Regions from separate parts of the Homo sapiens genome. Here regions 1 and 2 are each linked to region 3. A link is a contact called in ENCODE Hi-C or POLR2A ChIA-PET data. All regions are on one chromosome and are shown on one strand. The core of a region is the stretch at or near the end of the contact, and the rest is flanking DNA. Distances in the headings are between cores, read along the strand shown.

Region 1 (4,604 bases), core at 1-2,500, 220 kb after region 3:
TGAAGCCCCAAGGCCCAGAAGAACTGGGAGGATCGACACCACCCGGGTCTGTCTTGACACTGGGCGCACCTGCCCTTTTCCTGATGCTCCTCCATATCCCTCTCTTCTCTAGGTTCTCTCGGGCCCTCTTCCTGAACTCCCATGGTGGGGATTTAACATCTACTTCAAGCCTGTCCAACTCATGGCCTGGGACCACTTTAAATGTATCCCAATACAAATTCGTCAACTTTCTTAAAACATTATGAGGGTGGGCATAGTGGCTCACACCTGAAATCCCAGCACTTTGGGAGGCCAAGGCGGGCAGATCACCTGAGGTCGGGAGTTCGAAACCAGCCTGACCAACATGGAGAAATCCCGTCTCTACTAAAAATAAAAAATTAGCTGGGCATGATGGCACATGCCTGTAATGCCAGCTACTCAGAAGGCTGAGGCAAGAGAATAGCTTGAACCCGGGAGGTAGAGGTTGCATGAGCTGAGATCGCACCATTGCACTCCAGCCTGGGCAACAAGAGAGAAACTCCATCTCAAAAAAAAAAAAAAATATATATATATATATATATATATATATATATATATATATATATATATGATTTTTTTTGCAATTTTTTTTAAGCTCACCAGCTATCGTTAGTGTTTTTTATATGTGGTACAACACAATTTGTCTTCCAGTGTGGCCTAGGGAAGGCAAAAGATCAGACACCTCTGATCTACTTGTACAAACACAGTGCTCCACTTAGCCAGATGTTTCCTGAGGGCCCCACTTATTAATAGGGGGAGTGTTACAGTCTGAATGCTTGTGTGCTCCCAAATTCACATGCTGAAATCCCAACCTCCAAGATGGTGGTATTAGGAGGTGGGACTCTGGAATTTGATGAGGTCATGGGGGTTGAACCTCATGAAGGGATTGGTGGCCTTATCAAGGAGGCACCAGGGAGCGTGTCTACCCTTCCATCACATGACACGATGGGCAAGACTCATGGAACTTGTGATGTGGAAGGGAAGGCAAGCATCCAACAAAAACCACACCAACTGCTAGAGAAATTAGAGCTGTGGTTTGCATTATGAAGGAAAAATTATGTGACGCTGTATTGGGAACCTAATCTAGACTGAGGGAGGCTTTCTGAAGACGTGAGGTTAATAAAGGAACAAAGGGATGAGTCAGGAATGAGCTGGTCAAATGTGGGGAACAGCTCTGGAGGAGTGGAGAACAGCATTTGCTGGCCCTGAGGATGGTCACTGTGGTAGGTGTGCTTCTCCCAGGAGGCTCCTCCCCGTTCTACCTGCAGAAGAGGCAGCTGACTCAGTAGAGCTGCAATAAGCAGAACAGTCACACGCAAAGAGTCTGCAAAGACAGAACTGACCCCTAGGCCTCAGAACAATTTCACATTAACCAAAGCACACCACAGGTTTACATTACGAGCAACTAAACCAGGGGTGATGCAATTGTATTGTGGGTCACATTCACATCCTGATAGAAATTGCTATTCCCTCGTCACAGCAACTTGGAGTTCTCTAATGCACATATGAGGACCTAGGGCTTAGATGAAAAGAGAGTTGGTGTGTTTTTTCTCTTTCCTGGTTTGGGGCCTCCTGTTACTGTCACATGTCTAATCATTTCTTACAAGGTCTGTGGTCAAGGCCAAGTGTCATGACGCGTGTGGCCCGCATCAATTAATTCCTGCCGTGGGAAAACAGGCACCTGAGGGCCCAGACAAGAGACTGGAACTCAGTTCAATAGGACGTTTCCCAAAGCGGCTAGGAGCTGATAAGGTGTCTGGGCCCAGCAGCAGCAGGACACACGGAAGGGCTGGGAGAAGTCACTTATGATGTCTGTGCCCCATTTTCGCACCTGTCAAAGGGGAGCTACGACCTTGACTTCCAGGAAGGTGTCGGGGTAGATGCTTGCCCCGCTGCCCTCCTGGGAGGAAAGATCCACAAGTCATCGGGATTAGCCTGTCCCAGCTTCTTTGGAAAAGTTCCTAAGGTCAATAGCAGACCCCGCACCCCTGCCCCCTTCCTCTGGCTGAGAGGTCCTGAGGGCACAGATGAAGCTTCTTTCGTCTATCACAAGCAGCTCCGACAGTGCCCGGACCCTAGTAGGTTCTCCGGAAATGCTTGTAGAATGAAGCACTAGACATGAATGTTTTAAATATACACATGGATTAGGAGGGTACTTGTACATTCCAGGCCTTCTGAAATAATGCATTTAAAACAGATCGACAAAGACAGTCAGACGCATACAGCTTTGCCTTTAATAAGAACGCAGGGCTGAGTGGAAGCAAGCACTGAGTGTGGGGTGGGGGCAGATCTGAACACTGCCTTCAGGAGGAGTGGGTGTTCCACTGAGGAAGTGGGTGCACATGCAGCCGAGCTGCAAATGCTCTTATTTGGAGCTGGAGGAGAAACACAGCTGGAAGTTTCTCTGGCAGCCACAAATACAGAGGCAGAGACATCATTGGATTCACACCGTGAAGGCAAATGTAATTTCAATTGCCTTGAAAAATGGCAACGTCACTGTTAAGGTAATTATTCCTCCTACATCAAATTTACCCTTTTGTATTTGATCATGGGCAGCTTACTGCCAATGTGAAATTTGTGTATTACAGGTTGGGTGACCAATCACCCAATTTGCCTGCGACTGTCCCAGAAAACCTTCCCAGCATAGCTGGGCACCCTCATTGAAAGGAGGAGGCTGCACTGCTAAGGGGAGGAGGAGCACCTACAGATTCATGCACTGCCTTGCTGGGAAAGCCAAGGACACCCCTCCATTGCAGGATGTGCTCCCAGCAATGCTGTTCTGGAGCCGTTGCTGAACACCCAAAAGAAGACCCAGGAAACTCTACATCTACTGAGAACCTATGGAGAAACAACCAACACTGCACGCACTGGGAGCCCCTGAATTTATTGTATTTTCCTCAAGGTTAACATAGCTTTTAACATTTTACTTTTTTAAAAAAATTTCTTTTATTATTTTTTAAAGAGAAAGGATCTTGCTTTGTCACCCAGGCTGATGCAAGCTCAGTGGTATGATCATAGCTCACTACAGCCTTGAACTCCTGAGCTCAAACAATCCTCCTACCTTCACCTCCCAAGGAGCTGGGACTACAGGCCCGTGCCACCACACCTGGCTCATTTCTGTATTGTAGAGATGGGGGTCTTGTTATGTTGCCCAGACTGGTCTCAAACTCCTGGCCTCAAGCAATCCTCTTGCCTCAGCCTCCCAAAGTGTTAGGATTACAGCTGTGAGCCACTATGCCCAGCCAGCATAGCTTTAAAAGTCCAAAAGGTGAAATAAAACTAAATCATAAGAGGCAAAGTCCATATAATTTGATGTTCGCATGCCATAATATACACGAAAGTGTATTTGCTATGAAGACAATATAACCTCCAGGATCCATGCATAGCAGAAAAGTGCCATCTAACCAGGCTTATTAGAAAAATTGTAATTCATTTCCCAAATCGCAAATGTCTCCTGTGACCACAGGTCTACTCTCAACACAAATGAGTAGACAGGGCAAACTTCTAGGAAATGCAGTTGGTTAATGCCTTCAAAAGAATGAATCATTGGTCCAGGTGAGGCCACCTTGGCCCCCTGCACCTGAGTCTCCCTGATGAATGCTGAACAGAGGCCAGGAGGGCAGGTCGATCACCCAATTCCTGCCCTCCTAGGGCAGGCTTTCTTCAGATTTGTTGTGGTTCTGTGATAAAGCGTCAAGTGTAGGAAGGCTCTGGGATCACCGGGCATGGTAGTGATAATGAGACTGAGGGGAACGTGGTTTCCAACGTAGGACTCAGCCAAGGAACTCAGGGCCCAGCTTTCAGCCCGGGAGCATCTTGTAAACGGCTCGGGGCATCAAAACCTCAGAAATGCCACATAAATATTAATTGCCTAGAACTTTCCAGGGTGGATAAGGCAGGCCACACGACTCAGACTAATCCAAGAAACAATCAAAACCTGGACTTTTGAATGCCCTTTGAAGCAGCTGACAGATGGCTGAGACTGTGCGAGAAACACAAGCCCGGCTCCCGCCCTGGCTAGCACTTTACAGCCACGGTGACCTTTCCTCCAAGCATGCCTGGGCCTCGCACGGCACCAACGCCCACGGCTTCATCCAGGCCCGGCCTCTCTCTCTCCGTGGCCTGTGCATTTCTCCCCACTTTCTTTCTCACAGCACAACTTCCTCTGTTCTTTCGGGCTAGTCAAAACTTATTTTTTTTTTCCTTTCTGTAAGGCAGAGGAACGCATTCTCAGAAGCCAAAAGTCCCAATGTTATTATCTCCTCCGCTTGCTGGTTGTGGACCTCGGGCCAGCTTTCAGCATCTCTGGGCCCCAGGCCCTTCATGACTCTGCACAAGATGGAGAGGGTAAAAGAAAAAGATACAGAAACCAGTCACTGAGATGACTTTTATAAAGCAGTGAGTACAGAGTGTGGTCATGGCCTTCACAGGATCCCAGTCGGTGCAATTCAAAATGCATGAAAGGCTCAAATGAGATAGACAATCGTCTCCAACCTTAATGTAAAGTCACTTGGATAGCAATGGAAAATTGCAGATTCATAGGCTGAAAAATGTGATTCAAGATACAGATGTCCTATGGACCTACA
Region 2 (4,083 bases), core at 961-3,460, 250 kb after region 3:
AACCACTCTGGCGTCCATACTGCCTAACAAGTGTGACATCAGTCTGTCGGCCCCGCTCTAAAATTTGGGATTCAGGGTGCTCAAAGTAAAGGAAGAACCTCATTCAAATACTGCTGAATACTCCTGAAACATTTTAACTCACAGGGAGTCATTTGTGTAAGATTGAGGGCAAAATTTTCCCTCAAAAATCAGTATTTGATTAATTAGCCTTTTACATTGGTCTCCTCTCTATGGCTATGGGCAAGCACATTTAAAAATTCAAACTAATGACATGTTGAATGCAATTGTTTCTAGGCTGGCCTTTGGCTTAATGGAACTTGTTTAATGTGAGATCTTTAGAAAAACATTAAGACAATTAGAGTTTTTGGAAATATAAATAAGCAGACATAAGTATCAGTTTGGACACATCTGACGTGTATTTCATATTTGAAATCTGGCCTGGAAGATTCACGGCCCTACTCCCCAGCTTTTGGCTCTCCCTTAATTTTTACATGTGAGGCCAGTTTCTGTGGTTGAGGTTACCTGGCTCCTATGCACTAAATGTGATTCGCTGCAGGAGTTTGGTGAGATGCATAGAGTGGCAACTTGCTCTCCAAGCCAAGTTCTGTCAAGCCTTAATACTAATGATGGGTAGCACTATGGCTATTCTGCGCAACTACCTAGCTATTTGTAGATAGCAATACATTAAGTGTAAGTAATGGGAGGTCATTATTTTTCTCTTACTGAGCTTCTAGATTCTCTAAAATCACAGAAGCCTCTATGCAAAGAGATGAAATTTGAAGGACAAAAACACACAAGTCTAGCCCAGATGTATATTAGAGTTGTTATTGTTTTTTAATAAAAATAGATTTTAAACTTCAAGACACTTCAGGACATATGATCTAAGCACTATTTATAACAGTCCAGAAAACAAGCACTGTGTTTTGTTGCAGTCCCAGTGTATTTTGTTTTAAAGTCATTCTTCCCCTAAATAGTCACTGGATGCCCAAAGTGAATTAAGACTCCTCTGGGAGTGCTCACTCCACAAAATCATGCACTGAGAGTGAAGTGACATCACAATTGCACTCAACATCACCAACATTTTAACTGGACAGGAGACTAACAACTTATCACCACGAAACCAAAAGAAAATCCCATCAGGTGATGGTATATTTGAGATTCCAAACAATAAAACAAATGAAAGAACAACAGTTTAAAGAATATACATTTCACTAAAGAGCTCCAAGGTAAAGAATAGAACGAAAAAAAGGAATAGTTTAGAGCAGTGTAAACGTACGAGGAGATATGCTGAATGCAGTGATGCTGGTCTGCTGCGACCTCGCTCTTCTAGTTCTCTCCCCAGCTTTTGGGGCTAGACTCTTGTTCAAGACAAATATTGAGAAGAAACGTCGCTGTAGCTCCCTGTTTCCCATCACTCCTCTCTTGCCTTCCCTTTTGCTGCCATCACTGAACAATAAAACCAGCACGTTTTTTCTGTCTATGTTGTATATAAAAAGTATGACAAGAGTAAAACTCTCAGGTCACAGAGACCTGGATTCACACCCTGGTGGAGTAAGGTAATGCTGCTGCCCACAGGGTCCCTGTTGCTAAGTGGGTGCCTGAATGTGAACGGCCCTGTGACAGGGCCTGGGGACACATATTTCCAATCCAAGCATGTGGGCTCTCTGGCACTCACAGCTTCTGAAGGGACAGACACGTACGCAAAGAATGACAGTGCTGTATGGTCACACCAACTCTCGGTGTGCTCCCATAGGCAGAGTGTGGCAGGCTGGACTGAGCGAGGTGGTGGCACACAGTAGGGGCCACACAAATGCTGGTTTAGCCTGGCTTACCCTCTTCCCTCTCCAGGGATTATCGCTGAGGCGCAAAGTGACCTTAACAAATGTGTCCCCACTAGCTGTCTGCTGCCAGGCCCCTTGGAGGAGGCCCTCAGAGCACCTGGTACATGCCCTCTGGAGGCACAGAACACATCGCAGGGCAGAGGGACTCTAACCCACCTCCACCCCTTCTCTAGCCAGTTATAAGATCAGGAATGCTTGTCGGGTGATACATATATATTCCTCAGAAGTTTTGAGGCAATAAAAAAAAGTTGAGAGCCTGTGGTCTAAATTAAGCCACCTGCAAAGCCTTAAATCAACATGGAGTGAGAGGTCACATATTTGGTGCACACACGTGTTAAACCATTTACAAAATGACTAATGCGAGTGCTATTACCAGAGCTCCCCTTTTGCCCAGGCCAGCCCTCCTGCTCTCCATGTGGATAATCTTCCCATGGCCCGTGTGGCCTGGCCACAGCCCTGCGACACCATTCATGCCATTGGTGCAGAAGCAGGTGGGGGTGGGGGGGCCTGCTCTCAGGAGGTTTATCTGCGTCTAGGGAGAAGAGTGGCACAGGAATTGAAAAGACAACTGTCTAAATGCTGGGAGGAGAGGGAACATGGGTGAAAGGCCTTCTGCCAAAGGGGTGGGACCCGTCCAGGAAAGACCAGGCAGACCTCCCCACAGTGATGCCGGCACCTGCTCGGAGTATAGGGTGGGGCAGGGTGTGGCCAAGGGGGAGCACCTGCAAAGGCTTTGAGGAGGGTGATGGAGGCTGAGTGGGGAACTTTCCAGAGAAGCTTCCTGGTGAGCTGTCAGAGAGAGCACAGATCTGAAGAGAAGGGCAGATATTCCTGTGAAGCCCCAACCTGTGTTGGTGTGAGTTTTCAGGCAATTTCTGATCCCTCCTTTCCGAGGTCTGCTCTGTCCTGGGCATCTTTTGTTTGGAATCAGACATGCCCATCTCACTCATCCTGCCCCCACCCCACATCTCTTTTCTTCCTTCAGCTGGTTCCGATGATTAACCCCATGAACTGTAACATGTTTTGACAATTTCTGAATGAGATAATGGTGCAGGAGACTTTTTTTTTCTTCATCAATGCTAAACGGAAACTCAGAACATAAAAGGAAAACGTGGAGCTGCTTGGGCTGCATCGAGGTTGGGGGCCCAGGTCCTGTCCTCCAGATCCTGTGTGTGTCCCATTTCCCACCCTCTGTCCAGCCTCTGAGGGGCTTCCCTAGAGCCAGCGATCCAGGGACCCCAGCCTGAAACCCAGGGGCAGCAGGAGGAGGGCTGAATTGAAAGCCCAAATTGCACTCTGAACAATCCCCTTTCCCCTTTCTGTAAAATAAGCAGTTGGCTCTGACGGGCTCTAAAATCCCTTCTAGAGTGGAACTGTTAACAGTCTTTGAAATGCCAAATCAAAATATAGGATGTAAACACTCATTTTTACAACTGACCAGTGACTAATTAGGAATCTTTAAAAGGAATACAACATTGGCTTTGTCCTTTCTGCTATATTCTGTCTTCCCTGAGAGGGTAAGTCATTATTTTTGAGTTAATTAATGCACTGGCAACTTTGCTATTCTCTTAAGGCATGAACAATCTCTTTGAACTAAAAAGTTATTACTGCAGGATTTTTGCAAATGTGAAAAAGCACACTTACTTTGTCTTTCGCAGAAGCCTAATATAAATTCATGATTTAATTCTCTTCTAAATGAATAGCCACAGAGCCTGAGTAAGGAATATTAACCCTTCTATTGTCCTCCACCTAAATTATATAATCCCATGGTTCAGAGGCCATTACATATCTCTGAATGAGCTTTGGTAAATTCTTCAGCTCAAGTATAAAGAAGAAAATGCTAACTTAGGGCTACTAGTTCCTCAAGTTGAACACAATTATTCTCAGTTCGGTACTAGTTTTTCTTTTACAGAGTCAGCAAAGATAATTCCATCACTAAATGTAAGTATCTTCCAAGTAATTTTGGAATGGATTCATTTTATTGTTTTATTAAACGCAAATTAAAGATCTTGTGTCCTATGATATTGCTTTTTTTGTGGTTCATTAAGAAAGAGGATTTCTCAAAAGCCAGTTCCACCAAATTTATATGGCCCAGAGAAAATGTTTCAATGAAAGAAAAGCTACCTCGCCACCTCACACTGCTGCCTGTGGGTCCCACGGCCACTCACAACCAACAAGCAAAGCTGCACTTCATCTTAACCTGTGTTGACTTTGTTCTCTATGTTCTAGGCACTTGGAAGAA
Region 3 (4,290 bases), core at 26-2,525:
CAGCAATCCATGCCTACACCAGTCAGATAGCCTGATAGGCAAGGAGGCTTTGATAGAGGTTTCAAAAGTTCCTTGATACATAGACATATGTTCTTTTGGAATCACTTGTGGGTAAATTCCATACACTATGGCCCCTTTACCCCTAAATACATTGATGTGTCTTTCCTAAGAGTAGAGATATTATGTGCATAACCACAATAGTCACCAAATTCGTAAATTTATATTGATAAAATACTTGTATCCAATCTAGGTCCATATTCCGGTATAGTCAGTTGATCTGACTATGTCTTCCATAGTATTTCTTTCCCTCTGTTACAAGATCCACTATTGAGGTCTAGAGTCAGGTATTGCATTTAGTTGTCTCAAAATGTATGGGTTTTCAGACATTACTATTCACAGAGAAGTGATCAAGATAAATGTCCTTAAGTGTTTTCCTGCTAGCATAGGTCTCTAGAATTCCTAGGACAGGCCCTCATTCCCTACATTTCCTGGCTCTCTGTAGACATCAGTGGGCAGAACCCATTCAGAGACACTTTCTGATGCAAGTTCATGAACTTGTCACTCTTGTGGCTGCAGAAGCTGCAGCTGTCCTCTGTGCAGTGATCCTGGATGAGCCAATCCTATATACAGATTGTATCTTATAGCCTTCCCTTCCCCCAAACTCCAGATGCCCCTGCCCACGCACAATGCTCCCTCTCAACAGGGTGGCAGCCACAGTGGAATCTAGCCATGCAGCCTATACGTTATCCTGGAGAGCTCAGCATACTGGGCAAGACAGGGAGGCTTGTAGTTCAAGCACTTCCCCAAGGGGAAACATATAAGCTGGAATTAGGTGTCAGGACACAGGATTCCGTGATAGTGAGAAATTCAATTATCTAAACATGAGCTAGAAGCCTCCTTCAGCTGAAAGTAGAGAATCTGATAGACTCTAATTTTTAATTAGTAATGAATTGATTAACATCTGTCTTCCCCTGTTGACTGTAAGCATGGTGACTGTGGCAACTCTGTGCCCCTTCACTAGTGTCCTTCCAGCAGGTGGAGTGCCTGGGACAGAGAGGGCACTAAGTGAATAGTCATTACTGGGGAATACTGTCCAGTGAATTAATTTCTCAGGAGCCTCTGAGACCTGGGCACTGTCTCAAACATTGCCAGTAACCTTGACAAAGGGAAAGTAGTCAGGGTGAATGGCACCCTGACAGCTAACTGCTTTGAGCAGCAGTGGCCCTCGCCTCTGCTCTCATGAGCCACTGCTAGTCACACGGCCCAGCCACCATCCCATGCGGCCCATGTGGACATGCGAGCACATGTCTGGAAAGCAGCCGCCTGCCCACCCCTGCAAGGGGAAGGGGGTAGTCTATAGTCATAATATAATCATAGTGCCTGCCCCAGAATACCTGAGGAGCCTGCTTGCACTACACATCCCTGGGCCCACCCAAGCTCTGGAGAGTTCACACTTCCAGGGTTCATCTGCAATTTTTTTTTTGAGACGGAGTCTCACTCTGTCACCCAGGCTGGAGTGCAGTGGCGCGATCTCAGCTCACTGCAAGCTCCGCCTTCCGGGTTCACGCCATTCTCCTGCCTCAGCCTCCTGAGTAGCTGGGGCTACAGGCGACTGCCACCACCCCCAGCTAATTGTTTTGTATTGTTTCAGTAGAGACGGGCTTTCACTGTGTCAGCCAGGATGGTCTCTATCTCCTGACCTCATGATCCGCCCACCTCGGCCTCCCAAAGTGCTGGGATTACAGGCGTGAGCCAACACGCCCAGCCCATTTTTAATAGACTCCTGCATGATGCACGATCTACATCCACACCAGTATTCCAAACACTCCAAAACGAGATGGACAGGCCACCCTGGAGTCTAGAGGTGGGGAGCCTGGCAGCATTCAAGGAAGGCTTCCCAGTGGTTGCCATGCCCCCATGGCACCCTAGAACATCAAAGATGGTAAGTTAGGCAAAGAGAACTGAAGAAAAGGCCTTTGGGGTTGAGGGACAGGCGTGTCTCTCAGACCAAACCCATGAAAGACCTTGGCTCCCTCAGGGCGCAGTACCAAGTAGTTGCATTTAGTCACAGAATGTTGCTGCTGGGTCTGGGGTTAGAGTTTTGATAACACACCAAGCTGGAGGGGTAAGAAGGGACTTATTTGTCAGATTTATATTTAACTATTTATACTTATTTGTCAAGTATAGGCTTATATGGCGATGAGAGCACCGGATATGTCTGTTATGGGGCCTACCAGCACAGTGCCCCCCAGCTAGCCCTGCTCTGTCTAGAGTTTCCCCACAACCCTGGTTTTCCTTGATTCCTAAGTACCAATTAAATTGGTCAGGGATGACGCTTGGCCCAGAGATTCCCATTCTGTAGGTAGGTGGGCCAGTGGGCGGAAGGGTGACCCAACCAATCAGAAGCCTGCACCTGGGATTCTGAACTTGAAGTACTGGTGGGATCTGCACAATGGAGACCAGGTGAGGAACGGCGAGTTGGGCTCAGCATAAGGATGGTGTAAAGTACAAAGACCCAAACAGATGCCGTCGTGCCTCCCGTCTCTCTGGGCCCAGGCTGGTACAGCTATTGTTTTGAACTTCCATAGAATTCCATTTTCCGTCATTGTTTATTTGTTTGTTTTGTTTTGATTTTGGTGGGGGGTTGGAGGGGGTAGGGACAGAGTCTGGCTCTGTCGCCTAGGCCAGACTGCAGTGGCGCAATCTCAGCTCACTGCAACCTCCACCTCCCAGGTTCAAGCAATTCTCATGTCTCAGCCTCCCAAGTAGCTGGGATTACAGGCATGCGCCACTATCCCCAGCTGATTTTTTATATATGTAGTACAGACAGGGTTTCACCATGTTGATCAGGCTGGTCTTGAACTCCCAACCTCAGGTGATCCACCTGCCTCGGCCTCCCAAAGTGCTGGGATTACAGGTGTGAGCCACCACACCTGGCCCCATTTTCCTTATATTGTCTTAATATCAACTCTCCTTTTCTGAAGTTGCTTGGATCAAAATGTCTTTACAACCAGAACAGAGGCTCACAGAAAGATGTTTATTCAGGCTGGTTACTTAGGTATAATTTGCTGACCAGAAAATTTATCATTTTTTAATGTACAATTTGTGGAGTTTGGAAAGGTATATAGTTATGGAACCAGTAAAGACATTAATACAAATAGTTTTCACCCCAAAAAGTTTTCTCATGCTCCTTGTCAGTCCCCCTTCCTACTCCAGGCAACTGATCCTCTTTCAGTTCTTAGGTTTTGCTTTTCTTTTCTTTCTTTCTTTTTTTGTTTTTTGGAGAGATGGAGATCTCCCTGTGTTACCCACGCTGGTCTTGAACTCTTGGCCTCAAAGCAATCCTCCCTCCTCAGCCTCCCAAAGTGCTGGGGTTACAGGTGTGAGTCACCACACCCAGCCATGTTGCTCTCAAGATTGTCATCTGAATGGAATCACACAGTAGTTAACTTGGCATAATGTCCTTGTGAATCATCCATGTTTAGTGACTGGATAGCATGATACTTTAATTAGGGTAGGTGTACATCCACTTGTTCAGCCATTCTCTGGCTGGCGAAAATTTAGGCTAGTACCAGTTTTGGGCAATTATGAATAAAACTGCTATGAGTATTTGGGTAAAGGTTTTTCTGGAAATGTAAGTTTTCATTTCTCTTGGGTAAATAACTAAAAGAGAGACCGCTAGGTCATATCTCAGTATATGTTTACCAGGAACTGTCAAACTATTTTCAAAGTGAGTATATTATTTGTGTCTGCACCAAAAATGTGTAAGAGTTCCAGTTGCTCTACATCTTGCCCAACACTTGCTGTTGTTTGTCTTTTTCATTTCTGCCATCCTGATATTGTGGGGGCAGCTTCTAATGTTGTGTAGTGGTATCTCATTCTGATTTTAATTTGCATTTCCTTCATGGCTAATAATGTTGAGCACTTCTTCATGTGCTTATTTGCTGTGCATATACAGTGTTTTGTATAGTGTCTATTCAAATCATGTGCCCATCTTTTTGTGTGTTTTTTTCTTATCATTGAGTGCTGAGAGTTATTTATATTACCAATCCTTTAGTAGAGATGTGTTTTGCCAGTATTTTCTCCATTCTTTTCACTTTTTAAATGGTACCTTTCAAACAGCAGAAGTTTTTTTATTTTTTTATTTTTTATTTTTTTATTTTTTTTGAGACAGTCTTGCACTGTCGCCCAGGCTGGAGTGGCACTATCTCGGCTCACCGCAAGCTCCGCCTCCCAGGTTCATGCCATTCTCCTGCCTCAGCCTCCCAAGTAGCTGGGACTACAGGTGCC

What was found. A loop is a pair of places that touch in the nucleus more often than their neighbours do. ChIA-PET counts read pairs that join two places held with the same protein, here RNA polymerase II (POLR2A). Pooled maps may share reads with other maps.
Region 1: POLR2A ChIA-PET joins it to region 3 with 20 read pairs in activated CD4-positive, alpha-beta T cell. The contact joins two enhancer-like sites. A Hi-C loop is called at or near these places in 1 of 168 maps with a recorded cell type or tissue (gastrocnemius medialis) and 3 of 50 pooled maps. POLR2A ChIA-PET finds 5 or more read pairs at or near these places in 2 of 52 experiments (PC-9 and activated CD4-positive, alpha-beta T cell).
Region 2: a loop to region 3 is called in a map of PC-9, with 4 times the contacts of the local background. The contact joins two enhancer-like sites. A Hi-C loop is called at or near these places in 4 of 168 maps with a recorded cell type or tissue (Calu3, PC-3, PC-9 and 1 more) and 1 of 50 pooled maps. POLR2A ChIA-PET finds 5 or more read pairs at or near these places in 1 of 52 experiments (PC-9).

The regions. Positions count from the first base shown.
Region 1 is chr7:51,018,366-51,022,969 of GRCh38, forward strand. The region is part of intron 12 of COBL (cordon-bleu WH2 repeat protein); the gene reads right to left. Among named protein-coding and RNA genes, the nearest start is that of GRB10, 240 kb to the left of the region's middle. Within about 2 kb of position 1,251, at least 2 of the 41 ENCODE cell types and tissues checked have a DNase peak (open chromatin) inside an H3K27ac peak, as active enhancers do.
Region 2 is chr7:51,043,726-51,047,808 of GRCh38, forward strand. All of the region lies in intron 7 of COBL (cordon-bleu WH2 repeat protein), which reads right to left. Among named protein-coding and RNA genes, the nearest start is that of GRB10, 260 kb to the left of the region's middle. Within about 2 kb of position 2,211, at least 4 of the 41 ENCODE cell types and tissues checked have a DNase peak (open chromatin) inside an H3K27ac peak, as active enhancers do.
Region 3 is chr7:50,794,881-50,799,170 of GRCh38, forward strand. No RefSeq gene overlaps it. Among named protein-coding and RNA genes, the nearest start is that of GRB10, 14 kb to the left of the region's middle. Within about 2 kb of position 1,276, at least 2 of the 41 ENCODE cell types and tissues checked have a DNase peak (open chromatin) inside an H3K27ac peak, as active enhancers do.